3 separate regions of the Homo sapiens genome follow, and regions 2 and 3 are each linked to region 1. A link is a loop called in an ENCODE intact Hi-C map of the cell type or tissue named here. Cell type or tissue: dorsolateral prefrontal cortex. All regions are shown on one strand. Each heading gives the region's core, and the rest is flanking DNA. Links, peaks and the distances in the headings are about the cores only.

Region 1 (10,697 bases), core at 1,311-9,310:
GGGTCCCTGTTTTGTCTCTTGCTGAAGCTTAAAGCATGGATTTCTGAGCTCTACCCAGGGTCATAAAAAAGGTTTCCAGGAAAGATGTAGAGATAAGTAAGTAAGTAGAGATAAGTAAGTAAGCAGAGATAAATTGAGACAAGTAAGTAAGTAGAGACAAGTAAGTAAGTAGAGATAAGTAAGTTAAGTAAAGTAGAGACAAGTAAGTAAGTAAAGTAGAGACAAGTACGTAAAGTGGAGATAAATAGAGATAGAGATAAATAGAGATAGGGACTTGCAGGAACTCACAGGAACTAACAGGTACCACAGGGACAGATAGGGATAGATGAAGACTAGCAATATAAGGTCAGTGCCCTAAAGAGGTACAAAAGCAAAGACTAGCAATATAAGGTCAGTGCCCTAAAGAGGTACAAAAGTAGAGACTAGCAAAGACTAGCAGAGATTTGCAGGGACAGACAAGAACATTCTGAATTATGGAAATTAGCTATGGCTCAAAGGGCAAATATAAAAGGAATGGAGGGGAGGGAGGTAAGGATAAAAATGCTCTTTCTTTTCTCTCCAGGACCTTTTGGTCCTTTAACTAAACTTAATCAAGGGGTGGATGCATTGGTTTCTGCGGTCTTTGCTGGCACAAGCATTCCATTCGTTAACTCATCTTAAGGCCGCAGGCCTTAGAAAAAAATATGGTCATATACAAAGAGCTGGGAAAAAGGAAAGATAACTATATGGGGAAGAGGATTTACTTGAGTCTCTTCAGGTGATGATCAGGTGCCTGTGTGGGTGCCCACGAAACATCTGAAGATCTATCCTGAGCCACAGCATCTAGTGGGCCCACCTGTACGGTGTGAATTGAAGGTTTGAAAAGCCTTGATTTGCTTTCCCTGTGCCTTCTGTTAGAAGGGGCCTGTTTCTCATTATCAGTGGCCTCCTGGCTACAGCCAAAAATGTTTTTGCTTCTGTTTCATTAGATTTACTAATATGGAGGTGAGGGTATGCTTGTGTTTTTGCAGGAGATGAATGAACCATGTAGGTGCAATCCCCATGACATGGGAACAGATCAAGAAAACCGCACAGGAAGCTGAAAAACTGCTGGAGCACCAGGGTTTTACCTACAGATGCTTAATGGACCAATGCTTTCTGACTGAGCTTCTCTCTACCCTGAATACAAGAGAACTGAACAGTTAGGCAGGAGTATCATCACCCCTATTCAGCATGAAGAAGTTACAGAAGAGGGACCTTCATCCTTCTGCAACCGCTAGAATTAAGGGTCCTCTTGAAAAAGGGAAAGGGGAGATGTGTGGGAAGTATTCAAACCAGAGCGACTCCAGTTTGAATAAGGGCTAAGAAAAATGAAGCTGGATCACCAACCGGCAATTAAAGGCTGCAGAGCATGAAAGTGCCTTGCTCAATTAAAAGAGGCCACCTTTTATGCTAGAAATAATGATAGCTAGTAATAATGATAGTAATAATAATACCTTCTGTTTTACAAAAAAGAGAAGGGGGGCATGTTGGGTAAAGCTGAGTGTCGGGAGAAGCTGAGGCAGGGCTTGCATGTCTGACATAATGTAAAAGAGTCTTGGAACATGTCTGAGGTCCAGGGTCTAAAACCCCTTGTGGCCTTTGGAACACCAAGCTCTGTGCTAAAGGTGGAAGGCTACCCTGACGCACTATAATCTAAGCCCAGGGCATAAAATCCCTCGTGACTTGGATAGAATCCAGGGCTCGTGGCTCTGGAATTTGTCTAGACTTGCTGGCTCCTTGCTCTCCCAGCATTGATTGTATTTTGAGTTAAAAGAACTTGCTCTCCATTATCTCAAGTAGCAGAGCAAATGCTAAGCCATCCCAGCTGTAAATCATGTGCTTAAAGCAACGTGCCCTTTGACCTCCACATTCTCACCACCTATTTCTTTGTTGGATTACCAATAAATAGTGTGGGCTCCCAGAGCTCAGGGCCTTCACAGCCTCCACAATCACAATGGCCCCCTGGTCCCACTTTACTTCTCAAACTGTCTTTTTCTCAATCCTTTGACTCCGCCAGACTTCATCACCCCCACGACCTGGTGTTGGGTCTGATCACCCCAACAACCCCTCTCCATGGGCTCCCTACTATCCTGTGAGCACCCATCTATCACTGGACACATTACATTTATGGTAACCCACAGTTGCCCATACAGGCCAGATCAGACTCAGGCCATCTGATTTCCAAGCTCAGAGACCTAACCATAAAAATATTCTACTTCTTAGTGTCTTCAAGACACTAACTTATAGTTCTATAAGTTAGTTCGGGACTAACTTATAGATAGAGCTATTCAATATTCCTAATTTGGGAGGACTTTCAGATTTTTAATGTTTGGTATCAATTTGAGAGCATAGAACAGTATTTCGGATTTTGAAAATATAGAGATATATTGATATGGCTTATAGGGAGAACCATCTATAACAAAGACCTTGAGAAGCTTCAGAACAGTAATTCCTTGGCACAAGCCCAGGTGAATCTACCATACCGATGTTACATTCAGGTCTAAGGGAAGAGTGCTTTTATGAGGCCCCAAAACATTGTACTTAAGAAAAGCTATTTATATTAAAAGTTACTACTTGCAATTCTGGAAACAGATGTAGACAAATACAGATCTAGCTCCTCTGGACAGAACTGAAACACAGCAGTCTTTGACAGTAACCAGTTGCTAACTAGGTGTTAGAAGAAAGACTGGCTAGGTGTTAATGAAGATGGAAGTACAGTAGTATACAAAATGCAACAGCTCTAATTCAGAGTTTGTCCTGGGTCATATTTAGAACAGAGTATTTTTCATAGGGATGTCATTTATTTCACAATAAATTTAGTGGCTCCATTGATTCTGATTAGCTACAGAAATCTTTAGTGATGACTGAACATTAAGGTGAACAATAAATATGACTCTACAGATAACGTTGGGAATATACTACTTTGAAACTGTTTTTGTTTTGTTTTAAATTAAATATCAACCTTAAAGCTTGCAGAGATTTTGATTAACCTTATTTTTTCCTAGTCTATTAAGAAAAAAAATTAAGCTTTATACAGTTTCCACTTCTGGAAAATGAGATTCATCTCAGAGTTCTTGTGAGATAAAAAGCTCTTAGAACCATGCCATGCACACAGCAAGTGCAATTAACTGTTTGCTGGTAATATTATTAAAACCAACAATTGTAGACAGTCAGTATTTGTAAAACGAAGGAAAAATAAATATGTTTTAAAATGCCTGGAAAGGGTATATATCTTTATGATGTATGACAGTGTTCCTGTGGTGAGATTAGCCTTCAGTGACAGATCAGGGAAGATTGCCAGATAAGATTCCTTGTTACAGCTCACATGCTACTTCTGAAAAATCCCTTTATACACGTTCAAAGCAAATGGCAATAACTAACCTGAAAAACAAATGAATACAAAGCAAGTTTCAATGTCTGTTTTCATACAAAGGAAATAAATACCCAAAGGCTAACTATTTGGACATGCTCCAGCTTTCTAGACAGTATTGGAAAATGCTACCTCCATGTTCCTTGGTGTGGCACTGGCCTTTTTGTTCTTTAAACTACATATTAATGAAATCACTTAACCACATTGTCATGGCCACATTTGTAATCAGTCTTCAAACAGCTTCCCTAGTGCATATCCTATATCTAAAGAAGAGTAGATACTCAGCCAGTGTAATAGCAAGGGAAAAAGCTGCTACCTTCTGGAAGAATTCACTAGTCTTACTTGACCACACTCACAATTCTTACAGCATAGCTGGTTATAAAATTTTTGCAACTCTTGTAAATCTAAGATGATCACTTATTTTTTGCCTTCTTTGAGCACCATATCCACTCCATTTGCTGACATTCAGTGTGAAAACTGACTATACACACATTCTGAGGTGAATGTAGAATGAAGCTAAGGTAGGTTTACCCTGCAGTCATTGACAAAAAAAATACTCCTTGATTATGTATTACTGTATTAAATATTATTTGCAACTAAAATGCATGGTAATACTCAGGAGAACAGAGCTTTGGTCAGCATAGCCTTTATTTCTTCATAAAAGGTGGCCTGGTGCGTTGAAAAGACAGCTATTCAGAGAGATCTGGCTACAGATTTGGGTTCTACTATGATGTGAACTTAGACAACTGACTTAAATGCTCTGAGTCTCAGTTTCTTTACCTGTGGAATGAAAAGAATAACCCTTGCCTAACAGGGTTGTTGCAAGCATTAAAGGATGTAAAGTGCTTAGCACAATATCTGATACATAGGAGCTCAATGAATGCTAATATATTCCTCATCTGATAAAAAGAAGTTAGATATTGTTTTTAAAATGCATTGCACTATTCTGCTGGCTATGATTTCAGGTAACAGTAGTAACTTGTTAGAAACCCATTTTAGAAGCCTGTAATTATTATGTGTCCCAAGTGCTACAGAAGACTTTACAAAGAATCTGATCTGGCCATCAGAGAGAACCAGTGGTGACAATTGGTCTTCCCCTCTACCTAAAACCCCCAGGATTATAGTTCACCTCCTTGTGAATCAGCCCCATCAATCTTTAGGCAAGTTTAACTTAGAAAATGCTATTTAAGTTGAGTCCTTGTTTCCCTGTAATAGCCACTCACTGATTAATTCTAATTCTGTCCTCTAAGCCACCATATGTCCAATGCAATGGATGTGATTATGGTAATAGGAAGAAAAAGTCACTAAATTCTGGATATAATAGGAAGGCCCTCATAGGGCCATATTCTCTTCCAGAATACAGAGATTCTTAAGCCATTTGGGATGTGTGGCTGAGTAACTGGTCCTCAAACCCTTTCTTTGGTGATGACCCCACACTTACATCTGTTGAAGGAGGGGAGCATATGGTGGTGTAATCATCTCCATTGTTTAGCTGAAGAAATGGAAATATCTTAAGATAAAAGAAGGAGATGGCACTTATCTTATAGACACATACCCACCCATTTATTCAACTGCACCTGTTGCTAACCAACTATGAACAGAAAGGCAAGGATAAGTCATTGAAAAAGATGCCTCACAAGGAAGTGAGGCTCTAGCCAATAAGGATATTTATGATGCTTCCTTAAGGTGTAATAAATATAGATGATACAAGGATAAAGACATTGATAAGATACAATTGGCCAGTGACCTTGAACAAAAATGTGGACATCCAAATGTTATCTTTCCTTGAAATAAGTTGCAAAGCCTAATGCCAGTAATATCAGCAAATCTAGCCATCAAGGCTAACAATAGGAACTCACAACAACGGATTCCATTGGCTAGAGTGAAGGTGCTAACAGGAGTAAAAATAAAATGGAAAATAAATTGTGAGAGATTTCTGTCTCTTTCTCATATGTGGCAGATGATTATTTTTATTATTACATGTGCAAATATATTTTGGCTGGAACATCACTTTAGGTGTCAAGATGTGTGACTTAATCAGCCACAGAAAGAATCCCAAGACCTGTTTTAGCCAGTAAGCAAAGCCAATAAAACAGAGGCTAAAAGTAGAAACACCTGCTAACTTCTAATTATGGCAGTAAAGTGAGGTTAGATTGGCCACTAGTGAGGCTGTTGAGTAGCCACTGATAACCTGAGTTTTCACCTATGTATGGCACTAGCCTCCACAGTTGAGTATGAAACCACAGATGAGACAGAAATGGGTGGTTTGGGTGGGGAGGGAAGTGAAGAAGGATGGGGAGGAGATTATTATTCCAGAGCCCAGAGCCACTGCATTCTCTAAGCTAGATAGAGGGGCAAAAAGGCCAATTGAGGTTATCTTCGAGGTCCTCTGGAAGGCATCTCATCCAGCTCTGGCCTCTGGTGATCTGCAGAAGGCAGAAGTATTATTGTTATGGTGTTAGGCTGGTCCTTACTCCACATGCTGAGTTTCTAGTTTCCCATTGATATTCCCTAATCTACTTCAGGGTTTTCAAGGTGCCAGCTCCTCAATATCTCTACAGCCTGATCTTTCTCCGAAGAATCTATTGGTTCTTCTTGATTGCTGATAGGCATTTTCCTGTCAATCCTGCACTCTCACATGCAGATACCTGTCCTGATAGTTCCATCACCTCCAGAGGGACACTGGACCATGCTCTGCAGCCCTCTGCTGCCCTCCACTGGCCATATCTGATGGCCAGGGTTTGCTCTGAGCTCCCCAGGCAGCACGGTGTGAAATGGCTTACTCTTGAAGCATCTCCCAGGAGACCAGTGGGCTGCCACATTGCCAAAGCAGCTTACCACCCTGGAACACAAGGATACCATAACACAAGGGAAAGCACTACTCTGAAGGCCCTGTCCACAAATTACTCTTCAAAGAAGAGGTATCCGCCTTTCATGTACTAAACATATGTTGACCTCTGTGGACAAGAACATGGTAAGGCTGGGGAGAAAAGAGATGAAAAAGAAATAGAAAAATACTCTCAGAAAGCTCCTGGTGCTGCATGTCCAATTTGGCTGGCCCATTCCCAGGGGCTTGATTTTAGTATTGGAGAGAAGCAACTTACTCTCTGAGCCCCAAGCCCAAGTCCTTCAGGAGCTTCTAGAAACGAACTTCTCATGTTTCATGGATGTCATCCAAATTTGAATTTTACCTGCCATGTCTTTGTCTTAAAAAACAAACAAGCAAAACAAAAAAAAACATGGCATCAAAGTCAAAGACATAGGGTCTGCCTTCAAGAAATTTCACAGTTGGAAGGAGAAAGATAGTCATAGAAAAAAAATAAAAAATAAGTCACGATGTGGCAAGAGCCAAGCTGTGTGGGAATGAGAAGCAAAGACAATTAATTAGGACTGTGGGGATAAGGTGAAGCATTTAAGGGTTGTCTTTGTAAAACAGAAATCTGATCAACATTGTCTACAGGCTCAAATAGAAACCCCTTAGCATGATCTAAAGTAGGCTCCATAATATTTCCCCTACCTTCCTTAACTGCTGCTCTCATCATTCTCCAATATCTGCTGGTCCAACTGAAATTCATCTTTATCTCAACCAATGTGCAACCCCAGAACCCATGGAGAGAGAAAGAGAGAGAGAGAGAGTTCCAGATATCCCTTCCCAGTGCAGATATCAGTCTCAGATCTTCTGTGCTTCACTTCCTCCTCAATTTCTCGTCACCTCTTGTTTGATTTATTCAGCTCTCTCTTTTAGACCTTTATCTGGAAAGACAATTTTGATCTGTAAGGTCTGAAGCCAGACACATTCTCTCCCTTGGATATTTATGTGCTTTCTCTTTGGCTGTCTCAGCTCAGCCCCACTAAACCCAGATACTCAGAACCCAACCAGGCAACACCTATGTCCCATCTGTGAAGTGGCACCTGAGATCCTGAAACATTATTGCCCACAGCAGGTCATAGCCTCTGTTTATCAGCTTCCTCCCCATCTCTGTCCTAGGATGTTAGTCATAAATCAAAGCTATAGCAGCTGCACTGTATCTTAGGTAATTTCTCTGAATATTTTATTTTATCTTCTTTCACCCATTGGCTACCATCTGAATTGTTCCTTTATGCTTTTTACTTGAAAATACTGCTAAACTTACACATTCTGTCTCTACTGACAGTGTCCAACAAAGCAGCCCTTGGACAGGGTTAACCCCAATATCCCAGAGTACCACTTAATTTGAAAAGAGGGAGTCAGACAAAACTATGGTGATTATGAGAATACTGGTAGGATCAAGGAATGTTTATTGAGTGCTCAGATGTGCCAGGTTCTGTGCTAGGTGCAGGTTGTCATTTGATCTTCACAATTGCCTTTTGAAAGAGGTAGTATCTCCATTTAAAGAGAAGGACACTAAGACTTTGGAAATTAAACTATTTGCCTAAGGTTTTCTTTCACATGTGTGATTTCAGAGCCTGTACTTTTTTTTTTTTTTTTAAGTGAAAGCAAGTTTATTAAGAAAGTAAAGGGATAAAAGAATGGCTATTTCATAGGCAGAGCAGCAGCATGGGCTGCTGGCTGCCCATTTTTATGGTTATTTCTTTATTATATGCTAAACAAGGAGTGAGTTATTCATGAGTTTTCCAGGAAAAGGGTGAACAATTTCTGGAAGTGAAGCTTCCTCCCCTTTTTAGATCATATAGGGTAACTTCCTGACATTGCCATGCCATTTATAAACTGTCATAGTGCTGGTGGGAATGTCTTTTAGCATGCTAATACATTATAATTAGTGTATAATGAGAAGTGAGGACAACTAGAGGTCACTCTTGTCATCATCTTGGTTTCGGTGGGTTTTGGCTGGCTTCTCCACTGCAGTCTGCTTTATCAGCATGGTCTTTATGACTTGTATTTAGTGCTGACCTCCTATCTCATCCTGTGACTAAGAATGCTCTAACCTCCTGGGAATGCAGCCTAGTAGGTCTCAGCCTCATTTTACCCAGCCTCTATACATGATAAAGTCACTCTGGTTTAAAAGCCTCTGACATTTTCCCCCTTCCTTTTATAAGAGAACCCTTAATCCTAAGGGTTGCAGAGGGATGAAGATCCATCTTCTGTAACTTCTTCAGGCTGAATAGGAACGATGATATGATATCCCTGCCTAACTATGAAGGTCTTTTATATTCAGGGTAGAGAGAAGCCTGGTCAGAAAGCATCAGTATGTTGAGGGCCACTCATAAATCTTGAGTTTCAACAAAAGGTGATATTTGGAAGATTAATAAGTGCTCAATTTAGGAAAACATTCAATAAGCTTATCTTGCATTTCTTTTTTTACTTTTTTTTTTTTTTTTGAGATGGAGTCCTACTCTGTCACCAGGCTGGAGTGCAGTGGTGCAATCTTGGCTCACTGCAACCTCCACCTCCCAGCTTCAAGCGAACCTTGTCTCAGCCTCCTGAGTAGTTGGGACTAGAGGCACGCACCACCACACCCAGCTTTTTTGTATTTTTAGTAGAGATGGGGTTTCACCATCTTGGCCAGGATGGTCTTGATCTCTTGACCTTGTGATCCGCCCGCCTTGGCCTCCCAAAGTCCTGGGATTACAGGCGTGAGCCACTGCGCCAAGCCGTTATCCTGCATTTCTACACAAAGAGTACAACAGCAATATATCCCACAACAGTTAAGCAAAATTATCCCAAGTAAACTAAATAAGAAGGCTTTCCATGAACTGGGCAACTGATGGAACCAAGCTGATATGGGACCGCTACCTGATTCCAATATGTGGACAAAATTAGAATATTGATTCAGACTTTTACATTACCCATTCCTTTTGTTTCTTCTGAGCAGCAGCCAGAGATCACTGGTGGTTTCACATGAATAAGCAGAGTTAGTCTAAATTCAGAAAAAAACTTAAAAAACAACTCATGAGACTAGAATCTAATAACAGACATACTATAGTTCCCAAAACATAATTATTCTCTCAGAGCCTGTACTCTTAACCGCATGTTTTTTCCTGGTTGCCTGCCTCTCAGACAGTCAGTACTCTATAGCTATTTATTGGATTTTCTAGATGAAACTGACATTTGGCCACAGAACCGCATTTGGATTTGTATTAATTCCTAGAGAATCTTGAAAGTTTTGTGCTTCTACAGAATGTTCTTCTCATTCTCTGAAAAACTGGAAGGTCTTGAGTAGAGTCCAAAATCTGCTGTTAAGTAGTGAGAGTTATTTGGAACTTAGCATAAAGTGGTCATCTTTAATGGAGTAAATTACTATTATTGTTGCTGTTATTATCTCTTTTAGTTGAATCTGAGGGAATTCTATGAGAATAAGGAAAGCAAGAAATCCCTTTCATTAAAATGGGATGCAGCTAAGTGTAGTTGAATCTGAGGGAATTCTCTGAGTATAAAGAAAGCAAGAAATCCCTTTCATTAAAATGGGATGCAGCTAAGTGTACATTCAAGTAATATGATAAAGGCATAATACACACATGCCATATGGTATATATGCTCATTTCACTGTCAGGTTTTAAGTAACGGTTGCTAAAAAGGCTATTATGCAATATGGTTTTTTATGTCTCTTACATCAATGATTTTCTTTTAAGCTCAATTCTTTGTCCTCTCTTATATTCCCTAAGGGAAGAAAAGACACATCTTTCAATCTCAACTGGCAATTTGTACTTTTAAAAGTAAAATCCCAAAAGTATGATAAGACTACATCTGTTGTGTTCATCACTATAACCCCAATGTTTGCCCATTTAGGCACCCAATAAATACTTGCATATTGAAATCAGTCATCACTCTCACAACTATCACAATCGCCCTCACAGGCTAAATTTATGCAGGTTGCTGATGCTTTGTGTGAATCAGCCTGGGAGCACGGATACATGTAAATGCTTAGGCTGCCTCTTTTCCCGTGCATTCCTGAAGCTCCATTTGGAAAGAAGAAAGCCATCTTCCAGAAGTGAGTGGGGCACTTCGTTTCACTAGGGTTTTGGAGTGGAAATGGATTGAGGTGTCATAAATGAATGTACTTTCTGTACTGTGGAGATGGGACAGAATGTGAGAAGGCAGCAAAATCAAATGCAGTCTGGCCCCAGAGTGTCATGCTGAAGTTACCTGGAGAGTCATCTCCAGCAACTGCAGGGCTCACACTATGCTGAGAAACATAATTAGCTACAAGAGATAACAAAATAAAAAGGAGACCTCTCCACCACCTCTCAAAGGTACTGAATAAGTTCATCTAAACCAGACCATTAACAAATTGTCCTAAGCTCTCCCCTTTATAGAGATGCATGTCTACCAGCATCCACCTACTGTGCTTTTAAGGAGTGCTGGAGA
Region 2 (8,000 bases), core at 1-8,000, 190 kb before region 1:
CAGAGTCTCACTCTGTCACCCAGGCTGGAGTGCAGTCGTACGATCTCGGCTCACTGCAAGCTCTGCCTCCCGGGTTCATGCCATTCTCCTGCCTCAGCCTCCCGAGTAGCTGGGACTACAGGCACCCACCAGCACGCCTGGCTACTTTTTTGTATTTTTTAGTAGAGACGGGGTTTCACCGTGTTAGCCAGGATGGTCTCGATCTCCTGACATCATGATCTGCTGGCCTCGGCCTCCCAAAGTGCTGGAATTACAGGCGTGAGCCACCGCGCCCGAGGACCCTACACTGTGCTTTAACTGGGAAGAGGGGAACCTGTAGAAACTTTGGAGTGGAGAGACCCAGGTCCCTCTGCTGGTTATTGGTTGCATGGCTATTGGGCAAGTTACTTATCTTTGAGCCTCATTTTCCTCATCTATAAAATGAGGATAGGAATATTGTTAGAGTTGCCCTGGGGGCACTTGATTAGCTGTCTATAAAGCATACAGCATGTGGTACTTGTTCAGCTAATAACTTCCTTCCCCTTCCTCCCACATTCCGCCTCATGGGAACCACAAACATAAAGCACTATTGAACATTTACAGTAGATATCCTGCCATTCTCAGTGTTTGCTCTTCTTTTTCTGTCTCCTCTCCAAGTCTCTGCTTTGGAATGCCTCCAGGCTCCTCCAGGACATCCTTCCCCTCCCATTTCCCAGCTTTGTGTGTGTCTGTGAGGTGTGTTCACATGCATGTGCCAACAGGGTGGTCTCTCTTATGCCAGAGCAATTCAACCACAGATCTGGGTCTTACGTAAAGGCCATTTGTAGGCAAACAAATTTTGACATCAATTGGGAAGTCACTTGAAAGCACTAGCAGACTGAGTAGTTACTGAGTGATGAGAAACAGGGCTGCATGTTATGGAGAGAAAACAAGTTTAACGTTGAAGCAGGATTTGTGTATGGGGCTTCAGCAAACCCCAATATCATCCCACAAAGACCCTACAAAATTGCTTGGAACAGTCAGAATGGCTCTTCCTCTCTAACTGGGGATGGCGGCTTTAGAACTGATGGTCAGCAACATTGTTTGTCTTTTCTTGAGCCAAAGTCTATTTATACACCATTGATCTCCCTTTGAAACCCTTCTCTTCCCTTCAAGTCACCTGTTTTCTTTCCTTCTTAAAAAAATTCCTCAGGAATGGTAGTAGGCGATAGGGGGAAGAGGAGTTGGTTAATCAGTACAAAAATACAGTCAGATGGAAAAAATGAGGCCTGCTCACTATAACAGTAGAGTGACAATAATTAACAATAATTTACTGTATATTTCAAAATAAATGGAATAGATTTGGAATGTTCTTAACACAAAGTAACAGTATTTGAGGTGATGGATATCCCAGTTACCCAGATTTGATCATTATACATTGTATGCTTGTATCAAAATATCACACATACCCCCGAAACATGTGTAACTTCTATGTATCCATAAAATGTTTTTAAAAGGCGTTCCTCAGGAAAGTTCCTAATGAGATATCAAGATTTTATGATGACTTCAGCACTGCTTTTCCTGCAACTTCATCCAGAGTATTTGCATTTTAGTTTTTCATCTTTCACTATAGGAAGAATGCCTGGATCCATTCAAAATACTGGCACATTTTTGTTTTATTTCTCTTCACTTTATTGCATGTTGCAGATATTTTTTTTTTTTTTAAATTGAAGCTTTTTGACAACACTGTCCAGCAAGTCTATTGGCACCATTTTTTCAACAGCACATGCTCACTTTGTGTCTGCGTCAACACTTTTTTAAAGCCATAAAGTGCTTTTAAATTAAGGTAACTGCATTGGTTTTTTTTTTTTTAGACATAATGCTATTGCACACTTAATAGACTACAGAATAATGTAAACATAACTTTTTATATGCACTGGGAAACCAAAAAATTGTGTGCCTAGCTTTACTGTGATATTCACTGTTGCAATGGTCTGGAACCAAAGCTGCATTATCTCTGAGATATGCCTGTCATTTTGAATTAGAAAGAAGCTTCCCAATCAATGTTCTGAATGTGAGCATTGTCTGTATCTTAGATTTTTTACAAGTTGGAAAACCAAGTTAGAGGCTGGGAGAGGCATGTGTGTATTTTGCATATTGGGGAGGGAAGGAAGAGGGGCTAGGAAAAGGAAGTGTGTTAAGTCCTATGACTGAAATCCAGCTATGTGTGATGCCAATCCAAATGGATCTTGGACCAGAGAGGGCAGAATAGGAGGAGGGAGGTCCTACAAGACTGTGATGGCTTCTTTCTCCTTGGGGAGGCTTCCTGAACATTGTTAGGGGATTCATTTCATGCACAGTATAAGTCTCCAGGCCTGATGATTCATCATAAATTTTTCTGGGCCTGTTTTAAGTCCTTGAAGATAATAGAAATCTGCATCTCTGAGGTGTGACCATGCAATGGAATACTACACAGCAATAAAAAGGAATTATGGATACATTCTACAACATAGATGAATCTCAAAATAATTATGCTAGGTGAAAGATACCTGAAAAAATACATTATGATTCAATTAATATGAAATCGTAGAAAAGGCAAACTAATATAGAATGACAGAAGATCACCAGTTGCCTGGGGATAAGGGAAAAGGAAGGGTGAGAAAGTTGTATGCCAAAATTGATCAAATTGTATACTTGATGTGTCATTTATTGTATACCTATTATACTTCAATACAACCGTGAAAGAGAAGGCAAAAAGAATAAAAATTAACCTCTTTTTATCAACTCCAACTCAATTTAAGGGATTTCCTAGGTGAGCAGGTGGCCAGACCTCCATCTATTTGGGGAACTAAAACATAATCAGAAATACAAGAAAAATGTATTAACCAAAACTCTTCTCCAGGAAGATAGGTGGTTGAGAAGCCAGTTTAGCGGAAGTAAGATTCCCAAGAGGCATGTTCCAATAGTAACAGAGGCCCACTAAAAAGGGCGGGTGTGATCATCTGCAGGGTTTTTAAAATTTCCGAGTAGGAGATGCAACTTTGGAATTAGAGTTGAGTTTCTTGGGATGCTGGAGAAGAGGCTGCTTGCTTCTACCAGTGCTCTTCATTCTCTATTCTTCCCTCAAGGAACACTTAGCTTTTGCCCCCAATATGCTGAGAACAAATACTTAGAGAAGATTGGTTTGAAGGTGTGCCAATTTATCATTAGTCTGCTTGGCCCCAGTCCCAAGCCCAGTGTTGAAAGGGGTAGAGCCAGCTGTACTTCTAGGGGCAATTCTCTCCCTGCCACCCAGAAGGAATTTGGCAATCCAGTTTCTGAAAGGAAAGAGTGTTTTGAAATCATTTTTGTAGCAAAAGCATGTATAATACTTGGAGAATAATTGTAATTCACAAGGTTGGGACGAAAGGAACACAGATGGTGAAGTCTGGGAAACCTGACTCACAGTTTTTCAGAGAGTAGAAGAGGGGGAAAAGGTAAAAAGAGGGAAGTCAACCTACCAGAAACAGGGCCACTGCAGTGCCCAGGATGAAACCAGCAATCACGTCCGAGCAGTGGTTCCGATACTCAGAGACCCGGTTGAGGCCTGTCAGGAAGGCTGTGCAGAGAGTTCCGAGGCACAGCACCGGCTTGGCCAGTCGACTGCTCTTCGTCTTGATTGTGCTTGTAATATACATCTGGAATAGGACAGAGGCCAGGGAGTGACCAGGCAGCTGCCTTGTGCTATGAGTACACATGCAAGCAAGCAGGTACATACACCAGCATACACAAGCAGGGGCTTGTGTCAAAGCAACCACACTAACTAGTATTCCTTGAACAACTCCATTAAGATATTTAATAAATTATTTAGGTAGGAAATCAGTGCAGCAAGAACAATGAACAGATGTACATTCTTCAGTCTTTTGTAATCTAGTGGACATGTCAACAGAAGTTATTAGTGACACAAAGAACGCATTAACGATTAGATTCAGAACATGCAGTTTTTATGTGACAAGTTTAAATATCATTTGGGGTATAAGAAATCCATATGAGAGTCTGAGATACCAAATAAACCTTCTATGGGAATGAAGCTTTTGGTGGAGAAGACCAGGTAGGAGAGTGACTGTAAGTGACCGTACATTTTATTTTTTGTGTCCCCAAAAGTTCCTAGTTGCTTTGTCACACCTTCAGGTGATTAATACCAACAAAGTGTTGACTGATGAGTTAGTTGATAGGCTGAATTAGAACCTCCCAACAACTGCATCACATAAATAGGTTTCAGCTGTGCTAGTAAATTGACTCATACATTCCTCAGGACAGCTGTGATCAGCTTTATTCATTCATTTACTCCACTGTTTCTTAAAATATTAAAATTTTCTGTGTGTTCCACAAGATACAAAAGGTCAAGAAGACCTGAGCTAAGTAAAAGATGATACACGTTATGACACCTGAGATGTAGGCGGCTGTTATTAGTTTGTTGTGAGGTGCTGGGTAAGACTCTGACGTTTTACAGGTTCAGTTAGCAAATGTGTCCCTGGTGGTTTAGAGTTAGGAAGCCATGCCTTTTTCATGTAAGTACACTTTTTTAGCTAACCTTTGGTAGTAGTTACAAAACACCACTAGAGGGCACCATTGGTCTATCATTTCTTAACAAATGTGCTATGTGAGCTTAGCAATTCTAAAAAATAATATGCTGATACTTATATAGTATGTGTATATGGCCTGAGCACATATAAGTTAAAATAGACGCATTTTACAGTATTACAATAGAAATTCTTAATATTCTAGAATGATACCTCAACACTGGTGAGAATACCAGAAGATAGGAATCTCTTCTATATAACAGATTCCCTATAAAACTGGTTACATCACAGTTACATAAATTACAGCATATTATTACACTATTTTCAGACTCTGGTAAATGTTACTTAAAACCTATGCTGCATATATTCAGTTGTTCATGCTATTATGTTTTCCAATTATATCTGTCATAAATCTTTCCTATAAGAAAGATTAAAAACTATTAAAAGCATGAGCCTATGGTTAGTTGGTATTCTTCATAGTATTAACCAGTACTTAGGAAATCCTTGTTGAGTAATTTCTGAAAGCATTTGACATGTAATAGCGGCTCAGAAGATTTATGCAATTGGAATCTTATATCAGGGTTTATCTGACTATAGTCTGTGAGGCATGATTTGAATTGGATAACATCTGAATCCTTGAGAACATGTTATAGTCACATTTATTCTGTGTGAGCTGATGATATTTACTTCTTTCTTGCCCAAAGAACTTCGTATCTCATTTGTTGAGACAGTAGTTTATTATAAGTAACAGAATAATTTTTATAATGGTACTATAAAAATTAATTTCACACAGCAATGACTTGAGTCTGATAAAAAATACAGGAAAAGGCACAAGAATACATTGTTTAGGTTCTAGATAATTAGGAAAAATCAACATTCTGAAAATTTGAAAATATGTTGGATACTTCAGAGGGCTTTATTTGTTTAAAAAAAATACCTGCATAGAGGTTTTTTGGTTTGGTTTTGTTTTTGATAAAGCAAAGACATTTAACTGAGCTATAATCTGTTTTGTAAATTGAGGCTTCTGTGTTATTTGCATCCTTGTTTCTTTAATGTGGGGACAGCTGAAGTCCTTTTTTTCACATACTCATGTCACATAGTTGGTGGTTGACAAAATAACCCTATCGATGTGATCCTGTAAATGGGACACAAAGGCACTATCTGCTCCTGGTTGTTTTAAATAAATAGATCAGACCCATAGTCACAAAGAATGACTGTGTATTAATTATTAGATTCAGAACATGCAGTTTTTATGTGACAAATTAAAGAATCATTTGGGGTATAAGAAACCCATATGAGTTTTTGCCTTTTTTCCACCCTAGGGGTGAAGGCACAGACCCGTTTTCTTCCCGCAGAGGCAGAACATGCCTCCTGCAATTACACTCAGTGACAGGAAGGGTAGCATCTCCCTGGGGGGTGGGTTGAGGGCATACTCAGATGTTTGGGAAGAATGGACAGTTTGAAAGGAGGCTTCCTTCTGTCTTTTCCATTCCCACACTTTCCATTGAGAATTACCAGACTAGTCATATTCTGAATATAAAATAAGTTGAAGTAAGGAAAGGGGGTGTTTTGGGCCAACAGTTGCTCTGCCACTGGTAAATGCACCTGATGTCCACCAGCAATATCGTATCAGCCCGTGGAGCCTTTGAGCTGATCTCTGCATGTCTATATTCTGGGTCCTAAGAATGCATAAGCCAGACAAGAGTGAAATGAAGTTATTTCCAAAATGAATACAGTTAAAAAGTTGGAAAATAAGAGAGACACCATTGTTCTTTAAGATGTGGGACATACTTTGGTTTTTCTGTTACTAGAACAAAAAGAAAACCAGAGAAAATTATACCCCAGTGGGGCAGTCAATGGCTGTGCGATCTGGGGGACAATGAGAAACATACTCTGGGGTGTTGAGGTTTTTCTAGGATCATCCCTGTCTCCTAGCAAAGTCATGGAGAAAAGTGCCAGAGCAAAGGAAAGCTGTGTATCCTGGGTCTGCATGTTGTTGGAGCAGTCATTCATATAAGGCCCATGCTTGCAAATTTCTAGGCAGGTGTGAGAAGGTGTGCTGTTCCGAAACCAACGAAAACCTTGACAAAGAGTACTGTTGTGGGAGGTAAGAAAATCTCAGACACAGTACCAGGAGTCTGGGTCCCTGCTCTGGTTGTATGATCTTAGCTATACTGTGGGACCCTGCTTTCACATCTGTAAATGGGAGGATGTAATTAGGTGATTATCAAAACATTCCAGAACTAATATCCTCTGGCAGATCAGGAGATTGAAAGTGGGGTAGAAGTGTGTGTGTGGGGGGGCTAGTATATCAATAGCATAATGTAGAGAAATATGCCATACATAAATTTAAGAGTCGCTATAAGTGACAATGAAAGAATGGAGACAGGGCAGGGAGACACACATCCTATCAAAAACTGGACTTAGGAGAGACAAGACTTGCACACTCACCGTGGCATATAAGGCGGAGTAAATGCTCAGAGCAGCGTGTTTGGAGGGAAAGGATCTCCGAGCCTTTTCTATCACTTCCAGGTCCCCAGTACAAATGTTCCCATTGTTTATAAACTGGTGGTGCGCTTGGCAGTCTGCACTGGTGTAGTTTGGCTTGCACACAGTCAGGAAGTATGGCGTTAAGTGCCCAGTGACCACTTGTCCGGCGTTTACAAAAATGTCAGTAGCAAAAAGTCCAAATGCAAACACCCCTATAAGAAGATTTAAAATCATTAGGAATGGTAACATACTCTGTCAATTGCATTTTTCTCCTAAGAGAAAACAGCGGTGAGAGTCCATGATGACCTATCAAAATGATTCTAAGTACTCCCCGGAGTATCTTTCCAGGAGTGGTACCTGCTTCCCAAATCACCATTTCTTCCAAATTGATGTAGACATTCTACTGTTAGGACTTTATGGTTTTGTATCGGTAGTTTAGAAAAAGCACAGTCTAACGAAAATAATTTGAATTTTGGAGTCATATAGACACATCAGTGGTGACTCATTCAGAGTATAAGTTATTTATCTTTCTTGAATCTTGGTTACCTTTGCTGCAAAATGGAGTAGGGGGTAGTTTGGGGAAAAGAGAATAATCTACGTGCAAAATACTTGCTATGGTGTCTACGTAATTAATCAACATCAGTTCTCTCTCCTTCTATACGAAATACCTTCTCCCTGATTCTACTTGGAAATGTAAATCATCTTGGGAGGAGTTATTTACAACATGGCAGGTGAGAGTAAAGGAGGATCTTATGGAATTGTCTTTTAAAAAAATTATTCTAGAAACTTTGCTTGAATTGGAGTTTCATTTGATGTTGGAAACAGAAAATGAGAATAAAGGAAAAGTGTTAAAAACAAATGTTGTTGACCAATAGCCTCCTATTGCTGCTATAACAAATTACCACAAACCGAGGGGCTTACAACACAAATGTATCCCCTTCAGACTTCTGTATTCTGGAATTCAGAAGCCTACAATAGGTTCCACTAAGC
Region 3 (10,697 bases), core at 1,521-9,520, 410 kb after region 1:
TTAAGAAACACAGACACATTGAGCACCCATTCAATTCCATGAACTGTGCTGGGTACCGTCACATACATCATCTCATTAGTTCTTATGAAATAGATATTCTCCATATTAAAAACCTGTATGCACTGTTTAAGCCACTGTGTACGTCAATATTTAAACCCTTTAATGATACCAACGAACTGGCTATTCCCTGTTAACTTATCTAGTCTACGTTGCAGTTCTTTCTACTATGAGAACGTAAAAAAAGAAATCATGCCCTCAGAGGTATGTTGATGAGAATAGAAGAGATTTTCAAGCTATTTCTGCAAGCACAGTGATATGGTTTGGCTCTGTATCTCCACCCAAATTTCATCTCGAATTGTCATCCCCACATGTTGAGGTTGGGAGGTGATTAGATCATGGAAGCCATCTTCCCCATGCTGCTCTCAAGATAGTGAATGAGTTCTCATAAGAGCTGATGGTTTTAAACTGTGGCACTTCCTCACTCTTTCACTCTCTCTCCCGATGTCATGTAAGATACGACTTGCTTCCCCTTCACTTTCCACCATGATTGTAAGTTTCCTGAGGCCTCCCCAGCCATGCAGAACTGGGAGTCAATTAAACCTCTTCTTTTTATAAATTACCCAGTCTTAGGTAGTTCTTTACAGCAGTGTGAAAACGGACTAATACATTCAGGCTATTTGCACTCATTTCACAATACAGAGGAAGAAAGACACTGTTTCTGATAAGGAAAAAGGCTTAGATGGTCCAGTAACTTACCAATCCAGTCAAAAGGCAAGAACCCAGTTTAAAAGACATGAAATAAAAGTTAATTCAACTAGGAAATGGATATGCAGTATCTAAAGGCTCAGACTACCAGATGTACTAAAAGTTGTGAACAGTAATCAACTATCATGGTACTGCATTATTTCCTTCTAGCCATGCAGCTGCTTGCTGTTCTTATAGCCATGGAGCTATGATTTCCTTATGCCCATGGAGTTGCCTGGTTTCCTCAGCCCATGGTGCTGCATAGTTTCCTCATAACCATGGTGCCCCATGGTCCCCTCATGACCATGGAGCTGCATGGATTCCTCATTGTCATGATGCTCCATGGTTCCTGATGTACGTGGTGCTGCTTGGTTTCCTTATGCCCATGGAGCTTCATGGTTTTCTCATGGACATAGAGCTGCATGGTTTCCACATCCCCATGGAGCTGCATAATTTCCTCATGCCTATGAAGCTGCATAGTTCTCTTATGGACACATAGCTGCATGGTTCCCTCATGCCCATGATACTACATGGTGTCCTCATGCCCATGGAGCTGCATGGTTCCCTCATGCCCATGGAGCCGCATGGTTCCCTCATGCCCATGGAGCCACGTGGTTTCCTCATGGTCGTGGTGCCACATTGTTTCCTCATGGCTATGGAGCTGCATGGTTCCTTCATGCACATGTAGCGTCGTGGTTCTCTTATGCCCACAGAGCTGCATAGTTTCCTCAGGCACATGGAGCTACCCAGTTTCCTCATGCACATGGTGCCACATGATTTTCTCAAGCTCAAGAGGCTGCATGGTTCCCCCATGCCCATATTGTTGCATGGTTTCCTCATGCCCTTGGAGCTGCATACTACCTCATGCACATGAAGCTGCATGGCTCCTCATGGCCCTGTAGCTGCATGATTCCCTTATGGCCATGGAGCTGCATGGTTCCTCATGCCCATGGAGCCTCATGGTTCCCTCATGGCCATCATACTGCATGGCTTCTTCATGCCCATAGAGCTGCATGGTTCCTTTAAGGTCATGATCCAGCATCATTCCCTCATGCCCGTGGCCATGATGAGGTACAGGGAATTTTTGCTTCATGAATGTGCCTAGTTAAGGATAGGGGATAGAGAGGGGCATGTGTGTCCTGGAGGAATATAGATAGACCTTACACTGCAAATATTCCCCTAATTTTGCTCTTCTGTCTTTCAAAGCAAACAAGCCAAAAAGATGGAGGGCATGGTTCTCAACATTGGCTACATATTAGAATCACCAGTGCTGCTCTTAAAAAGCACTATTCCCCGACCCAGCCAAGACCAATTGCAGCAGAATCTATGGTGGCATTGCCAGGATTGAAAGCAAGTAGCATAAAGGCATAACTTACAGTAAGGGACTGAAAACTTGCATGTCTGCATCAGATATGAAGGGGCTACTACCTCTTCTGTAGCCTCTCTTGTGACTCTCATTCCAGGGAGTAAAAGGGGAGGAAACTAACAATACATGAAAAGACACATAAATGTTTCATAAACTAAGCATCGAAATGAGAAGCAACGTAATGCAGGCAACTCCAAGAACACCTCTTCGACCAACATTAAACCAGTGACTTAAATCTGCCATGGAAATTGGCTAAATCTTCCACTGGTTTCACTTCTTCCACTCAGTTGTTTCTGCTACTTTTGACTTTGTTTTCTCTCTTGAGGGGATCCCTGTGGATTGTGCCAGACAGGCTTATTCTGGCTGACTCACTGCTGTTCAGAGACTTTCTAAGATTATCCCGCCTCAGTGGAATTATTCAGGGGGTTCCCAGTCCTTTCAGAGATAGCAAACCAATAAAATATTGGAATATATTATCAGGAGGCTGCTATAACATTACAATTATTAATACATTATCTTCCCACAAATAGGTCACAGGCACAAAAGCTTTGAATAGCCTGGGGCATTACTGAACTTGATTTTAGCTGGATGCCAATGCCAATGAGCAAATTTTTTTTCACTTCTCAAAATAAATGTACAGCCCAGTTTACTTAAAGAGTGAAAGATTAAAAATACCTCCTAGTTTGAGTACTGCATTCTCCTTGAGAATATAGAAAAGGAAAGTGAACTAGCAACTATTGGATACCATGTGAACTCCCTCTTGAAAAACAGAAGCTGCCATGGGAAGCTTTGGTGAAACCTGGGCCAGCTGCGTGGTGCCATTTACCATTGAGGTGCTACTAGATGAGGCATCTGTTATGGGTTGAATTGTACCCCCCAAAAAATGTTGAAGTCTTGTCCCCTAGTATCTGTGAATATATTATATTCACAGCTGGAATTATAGGCATGCGCCTATAATCCCAGCTACTCAGGAGGCTGAGGCAGGAGAATCGCTTGAACCCGGGAGGCAGAGGTTGCAGTGAGCCAAGATCACACCATTGCACTTGTTTAGAAATATGTTCTTTAAGATGATCAAATTAAGGTGAAGTCATTAGGGTGAGCCCTAATCTAATATGACTGGAGTTCTTATGAAAAGGAGACATTTGGACACAAAGACACTTACAAAGGGAAGACAATGTGAAGTCACGGGGTAAATATCTACATGCTGAGGAATGCCAGAAGCTAGCGGAGAGGCCTGGAGATGCCTCCCTCACAGCCCTCAGAAGGAACCAACCCTGTTGACACCCTAATTTCAGACTTCTAGCCACTAGAAAAGTGAGACAACAAGTGTCTGATGCGTAAACCACCCAGTTTGTTGTACTTTGTTATGGCAGCCCTAGGAAAGTAATACAGCATCCAAAAAAAAGTATTGGTTTAAAACCTAGTGAACAATTCAAAACCAAACCACAAATCCAGAGCCCTAGGTAAAAACAGGCATTCAGGGTATCATGCCAAAGAAGGCAGGTACCAGAAAGAGCTGACTAGAGAAAGTTAGAATGCTAGGGGCTGGGGTGGGATCAGGGGAGGGACCAGTGGTAAAGAAATCTCAAAGACAAAGAGGAAATAAGCTCACTTCATAAACACAGATTCAGCACCTACTGTGGGCTAGGCAGTTTCCTAGGTGCTGGGGATACAAAGGTGAGTAAGTCATACCCTGCCCACAAGGAGTCATGTGTCATCTGCCCCATTAGACTGTTGTTGATATCCTATGCCAAGATAGCAGCAAGCAGAGTAGTTTGAGGGCATAAAGGGATGGAAGATACTCACATAGCAATGTGGGTGCTTGGGGAAGACTTCCTGGATAATAGGATATCTAGACTCAATCTTGAAGAATGATATATTGGCAGGGTGGACAAAAAGAGGTCTATTTTCATAAAGAACCCAGGGGCCTCTCAGTACTGTGTTGAGGGTATCTAGGAGGATGTGATTCTTTTTAAAAAGAGAAGAGGTGGCCAGGTGCGGTGGCTCACACCTGTAATCCCAGCACTTTGGGAGGCCAAGATGGGTGGATCACCTGAGGTCAGGAGTTGGAGACCAGCCCGGCCAACACGGTGAAACCCTGTCTCTACTAAAAATACAAAAATTAGCTGGATGTGGAGGCATGCGCCTCTAATCTCAGCTACTCAGGAGGCTGAGGCAGGAGAATCACTTGAACCTGGGAGGCAGAGGTTGCAGTGAGCCAAGATCACACCACTGCACTCCAGCCTGGGCGACAGAGCAAAACTCCATCTCAAAAAAAAAAAAAAGGAAGAGGCATACCTTCACACACACACACATGCACACACACACACACACACATTCTCTCTCTCTCACACACACACACACACACACTTGCACATAAACCACCACAGGTTTGGCACCTCCAGAGCTGGAGAGCATCCACAGAAATAACCAGCAGAAGCAACAGCCACCTTACAGAGCAGAGGGGACCGTGGCCAGTGGGAGTAACTGACCCCTGTATATGGGCACCTGAGATCAGGAGAAAGGGAATAAAACCATGCACACCATGTGGAAACTGGTCGTACTTCTTCGTCATACACATGACATGCTCTGCACTGCTGCTGCCTTTGAGAACTATCAGAAAAACATAGAGAGGACTTTGCAGGGGTTCATGACAGCAAGTGGGAGCAGAGCCAGATAAATCAGAATAAAAACTTAAATAATGCGATCTCATAGTGTTGTTGTAAGAAATCAAGCACAAATAGAGCAACTGGGATATACCACCCCCAGCTCCATCTATCAATGTTTGGCCCAGCCTGCATTTGCATTTACTTTATCATCTTGTGTTAATTTGTCATCATTATCACTTACCCATATTCATTTCTTGAAAGCAACCTATTTCGGGAATGATGGTTTCTTACCACAAATGAGGCTGCTTTAATGACTTCAGTGAGTGGCAATCTAATGGGATCACTGCGGCTGCGAGCCTGAGCACAGACAAGCTCGGCAGCAGCCTCCTTTGTGCAGCAGCGCTCTGTAATTGGGTCTAATGGAGGAGTTGAAGGTTTTCTCTTTCTGCCTTCCTAATGATATTAACGTCTTCATGAGGTTAATGAAACTGCTAACCCCGGGCCAACGTGAATCGCTTCCTGTATAATATAAAAACTTTCTATTTGGAGTCTTAACGCAAGCACTAAGGATTACTATTGTTGTGATAGCTGTGTCTGTTATTGTGTATAACAGGTTTTTCCTTCTTTTCTATTCCAAGAGCCAGAATCAGAGACTACCAAGGACCTGATCGAATTCAGATTCCAGACAGTGGTGGAGGATCCCAGAGGCAGTTGGTTAAGGAGATCCTCCTGGTTGGGTCAGATCCTTTATGGTCTCTACTGCCCCCTGCTGGCCTAGGGAAGGAGGAGCGGCTCTCCAGCAACCCTTGGGAGATGGAAAGTACCAGAAGACAAAATATGAAGAAATATTCTTTATTATCACTGACTATATGCTTTTCTGTTTAATACTTACAAATTCCTATAGGGTAGGTCTTGCTACTGTCATTTCATGTATGAAGAAACCTATCCTCTAGTGGTAAGCCAACGTACCTAGAGTTGCTAGGGTGTGGGAGCGTCAGATCCAGGACAAAGTACAAGTCGGTCTGGTTTGCCACTGTTGTTTGAAGACATGGTACGGTGAAAAATGCATGTACTTTAACACCAGAGCAACTTGTGTTTTCACCTTAATTCCCTAATGTAAGAGCTATACAATGATAAAACAAGTTACTTAAAAGAGCTAAGCTCCGTTTCATCTACAAAACATGAATTATCATATCTATCTTGAAGGACTGTTGTGGGGGTTAATAACAAGGAAGGCAAAGCACAGGGCCTAGAATACAGTGGCTGCACAGTAGATGGAGGGTGGTATTGGGGCCAGAGACAGAGGGTGGAAAAGGGTAGGCCTTCCTGTGGATCTAGTGGCTCAATGGTTGCTTTATTCAGGTCCCCAGGAGGTTTTAACTCAAAGTCTGGGCTCAAAAAATATACTAGAATGCTCAGCTAATGATGCCAGCACATCTGAATAGCTCTTTATCACTTATAAACCAATTTTGTGTATATTTTATTTGATCTTCACAAATATGTACCTGTAGATGCATAAATATGCCACAGTTAGTTGAGGAAACACACAATATGCCCAGTATTATACTAAGCACATAAAATAATGGCTGGATTTCATCTTCATAACAACCCTATAAGTATTATTATTTTCTCCATTGTCTAGATGAGGAAACTGAGCCTCAGAAAGATTAAGGAAATTTCCCAGAGTCACACTGTATTAAGTTGCAGAGCTAAGACTTGAACACTGGCCCATATGACTACAGAAATCATTTCTCTCAACCATTGGGCTACACTGCCTTTTTCTGAAGAAGGGAGACAAGTATTACATTTTCACTATATAGACAAGGATATTCTGACTCGTGTAATAGTGATATGGTTTGGCTCTGTGTCCCCACCCAAATCTCATCTTGTAGCTCCCATAATTCCCACTTGTTGTGGGAAGGACCCAGTGGGAGATGATTGAATCATGGGGGTAGGTCTTTTCAATGCTGTTCTCGTGAGAGTGAGTGGGTCTCACGAGTTCTGATGGTTTTTAAAATGGGAGTTTCTCTGCTCTCTTTTTGCCTGCTGCCATCCATGTAAGATGTGACTTGCTCATCCTTCTGCCATGATTGTGAGGCCTCCCCAGCCATGTGGAACTGGAAGTCCAATAAACCTCTTTCTTTTGTAAATTGCCCAATCTCAGGTATGACTTTATCAGGAGCATGAAAACAGACTAACACAATAAATTGGTACCAGTAGAGTGGGACACTGCTGAAAAGATACCCAAAAATGTGGAAGCAACCTTGAAACTAAGTAACAGGCAGAGGTTGGAACAGTTTGGAGGGCTCAGAAGAAGAGGAAAATGTGAGAAAGTTTGGAACTCCCTAGAGACTTGTTGAATGGCTTTTACCAAAATGCTGATAATGATATGGACAATGAAATTTAGGCTGAGGTGGTGTCAGATGGAGATGAGGAACTTATTGGGAACTGGAGCAAAGGTGACTCTTGTTATTTTTTAGCAAAAAGACTGGCAGCATTTTGCCCCTGCCCTAGAGATTTGTGGAGCTTTGAACTTGAGAGAGATGATTTAGGGTATATGGTGGAAGAAATTTCTAAGCAACAAAGCATTCAAGAGGAAAGTTGGACGCTGTTAAAGGCATTCAGTTTCAAAAGGGAAACAGAGCATAAAAGTTTAGAAAATTTGCAGCCTGACAATGCAATAGAAAAGAAAATCCCATTTTCTGAGGAAAAATTCAAGTGAGCTGCAGAAATTTGCATAAGTAATGAGGAGCCAAACGTTAATCACCAAGACAATGGGGAAACTATCTCCAACTGTCAGAGACCTTTGCAGCAGCCCCTCCCACCACAGGCCCAGAGGCCTAGGAGGAAAAAGTGGTTTCGGGGGCCAGGCCCAAGGTCCCCATGCTGTGTGCAGCCTAGGCACTTCGTGCCCTGTGTCCCAGCTGCCCCAGCCATGGCTGAAATGGGCCAACATAGAGCTCAGGCCGTGGCTTCAGAGGGTGGAAGCCCCAAGCTTTGGCAGCTTCCACATGGTGTTGAGCCTGCAGGTGCACAGAAATCAAGCATTGAGGTTTAGGAACCTCCACCTAGATTTCAGAGGATGTATGGAAATGCCTGGATGCCCAGGCAGAAGTTTGCTGCAGGGGTGGGGCCCTCATGGAGAACCTCTGCTAGGGCAGTATGGAAGGGAAATGTGGGGTTGGAGCCCCCCCACAGAGTCACTACTGGGATACCACTTAGTGGAGCTGTGAGAAGACGGCCACCATCCTCCAGACCCCAGAATGATAGATCCACCAACAGTTTGCACTGTGCTCCCAGAATGGTAGATCCACCAAAAGTTTGCACTGTGCACCTGGAAAAGATTCAGACACTCAACATCAGTCCATGAAAGCAGCCAGGAGGGAGGCTGTACCCTGCAAAGCACAGGGGCAGAGCTCCCCAAGACCATGGGAATCCACCTCTTGCATCAGCGGACCTGGATGTGAGACATGGAATCAAAGGTGATCACTTTGAGCTTTAAGATTTGACTGCTCTACTGGATTTCAGACTTGCCTGGGGCCTTTAGCCCCTTTGTTTCAGCCAATTTCTCCCATTTGGAATGGCTGTATTTACCCAATGCCTGTATCCCCATTGTATCTAGGAAGGAACTAACTTGCTTTTGATTTTACAGGGTCATAGGAGGAAGGGACTTGCCTTGTCTCAGATGAGACTTTGGCTGTGGACTTTTGAGTTAATGCTGAAATGAGTTGAGAGTTTGGGGGACTGTTGGGAAGGCATAATTGGTTTTGAAATGTGCAGATATGAGATTTTACAGGGGCCGGGCAGAACAATATGGTTTAGCCCTGTGTCCCCACACAAATCTCACCTTGGAGCTTCCATAATTCCCACATATTGTGGGAAGGAACCCAGTGAGAGATGATTGAATCATGAGGGCAGGTCTCTCCTGTGCTGTCCTTGTGATAGTGAATGGGTCACATGAGATCTGATGGTTTTAAAAACGGGAGTTTTTCTGCACAAGCTCTCATTTTGCCGCTGCCATCTATGTAAGATGTGACTTGCTCCTCCTTGCCTTCCACCACGATTGTGAGGCCTCCCCAGCCATGTGAAACTGTAAGTCCAATGAAACTATTTCTTTTGTAAATTCCCCAGTCTCAGGTATGTCTTTATCAGCAGCATGAAAATGGACTGATGCAAGGAGGCAACTTGTTCAAGAACTCACACGGTGTATTTGGCAAGTAAATGTAGGAGGATTTAAAGTCTTAAAACTGGAATAAATTTTTATTAGCATAAATCTAAAATAACATTGGCACAAAAAGTTTCCAGGTGACAGCTGGAGAAGAATTTTGTGAAACTCATCATTGTTCAAAAGCATTAGTGTGCAAAGATAAATTAATAATAATGGGAAAGACCAATTATTCATTGAATCTAGAATGAAATGAGGAGAAAAATATTATCTCTTTACAAATCTGGCCCAGTACTTTCACTATAAATTAAAATCGGTGATAAATCGCAAATAAATTGGATAGACATCTGCAGCAGAAATTAAATTACCAAATAAAAACTACACATTTGGGGAGTTTTATGAACATGGAAAGCTTTAAGAGAGATGGCTTTCTTTGTGGATTGTTTAATGGAGTCATTTCTTATTTAAAATGTTTTAAAGAATAAATGTAATGCCTTTTGAATATTGAGAGTTTTCTAAGAACTAGACTATAAGGAAGGTGTCTCCAGCACTTTCTCCAGGCTTTGTTGATCTCACAGTATCAGATACATAAGGACACAGTGATACACAGATGTAATGCCTAAATATAAATTTAATACATTGCAGTTACAAGTCCAACTTGTGACTTTGGCTTATGACAAATCACAGTTTAGTTATATTTATGAAAATCATGAAATCAGAGTGGAAAGGAAGACCTTTATAAATATGAACTTTCTTATCTTTAAAGATAGCTTAGGTTTCTATATATCTAAGATCAGCTTTGTATTTAAAATGAATAGTGAAGGGGGTCGCTTCCAAGATGGCCAAATAGGAATAGCTCCAGTCTGCAGCTCCCAGTGAGATCGATGCAGATGACGGGTGATTTCTGCATTTCCAACTGAGGTACTGGTTCATCTCACTGGGACTGGTTGGACAGGGGATGCAGCCCATGGAGAGCAAGCTGAAGCAGGTCACAGCATTGCCTCAACCAGGAAGCACAAGGGGCCAAGGGATTTCCCTTTCCCACCCAAGGGAACTGAGACAGACTGTACCTGGAGAAATGGTACACTCCTGACCAAATACTGCACTTTTCCCATGGTCTCAGCAACCAGCCGACCAGGAGGTACCCTCCCATGCCTGGCCCGGTGGGTCCCATGCCCACAGAGGCTTGCTCACTGCTAGTGCAGCAGTCTGAGATTAACTTGCAATGGTGCAGCTTGATGAGGGAGGGGGGCATCCGCCATTGTGAGGCTTGAGTAGCTCACAGTGTAAACAAAGCAGCTGGGAAGCTTGAATTGGGTGGGGTCCACCATAGCTTAGCAAGGACTACTGCCTCTCTAGATTCCACCTCTAGGGGCAGGGCATATCTGAACAAAAGGCAGTAAACAGCTTCTGCAGACTTAAACGTCCAGTGGTTCCCTCAGCATGGCATTCAAGCTCTGAGAATGGACAAATTGCTTCCTCAAGTGGGTCCCTGACCCCTGTGTAGCCTGACTGGGAGACACCTCCCAGTAGGGGCTGACAGACACTTCAAACAAGCGAGTACCTCTCTGGGATGAAGCTTCCAGAGAAAGGATCAGGCAGCAATATTTGCTGTTCTGTAGCCTCTGCTGGAGATACCCAGCAAAACAGGGTCAGAGTGGACCTCCAGCAAACTCCAACAGACCTGCAGCTGAGGGGCCTGTCTGTTAGAAGGAAAACTAACAAACAGAAAGGAGTAGCATCAACATCAACAAAAAGGACATCCACCCCAAAACCCCATTGTAGTTCACCAACATCAAAGACCAAAGGTAGA

What was found. A loop is a pair of places that touch in the nucleus more often than their neighbours do. Peaks named below come from ENCODE experiments on the same cell type or tissue, not always from the same donor. Only the 100,000 strongest peaks of a DNase experiment are listed, where the experiment ranks them.
Region 2: it touches region 1 in a loop (5-fold over the local background); 49 of 110 quality-filtered maps call a loop at or near these places.
Region 3: it touches region 1 in a loop (6-fold over the local background); 14 of 110 quality-filtered maps call a loop at or near these places.

What each region holds. Positions count from the first base shown.
Region 1 is chr9:101,114,821-101,125,517 of GRCh38, reverse strand. All of the region lies in intron 1 of PLPPR1 (phospholipid phosphatase related 1), which reads right to left. It also overlaps the pseudogene TRPC6P4. Among named protein-coding and RNA genes, the nearest start is that of PLPPR1, 91 kb to the right of the region's middle. RefSeq lists a silencer at 5,957-6,251 and an enhancer at 9,949-10,450. In dorsolateral prefrontal cortex, for the core only: CTCF peaks have their summits at 5,911, 6,111 (motif pointing left), 7,907 and 8,107; a DNase peak (open chromatin) is centred at 6,127; H3K27ac peaks cover 662 bases.
Region 2 is chr9:101,308,433-101,316,432 of GRCh38, reverse strand. PLPPR1 (phospholipid phosphatase related 1) reads right to left here. Exons shown (of 8, transcript NM_207299.2): 5 at 6,972-7,222; 6 at 3,459-3,635. Among named protein-coding and RNA genes, the nearest start is that of BAAT, 73 kb to the left of the region's middle. In dorsolateral prefrontal cortex, for the core only: CTCF peaks have their summits at 4,372 and 4,572 (motif pointing right); no DNase peak of the experiment used is centred there; H3K27ac peaks cover 2,555 bases.
Region 3 is chr9:100,709,593-100,720,289 of GRCh38, reverse strand. No RefSeq gene overlaps it. Among named protein-coding and RNA genes, the nearest start is that of CAVIN4, 140 kb to the right of the region's middle. In dorsolateral prefrontal cortex, for the core only: CTCF peaks have their summits at 5,269 and 5,477 (motif pointing left); DNase peaks (open chromatin) are centred at 5,082 and 5,469; H3K4me3 peaks cover 952 bases.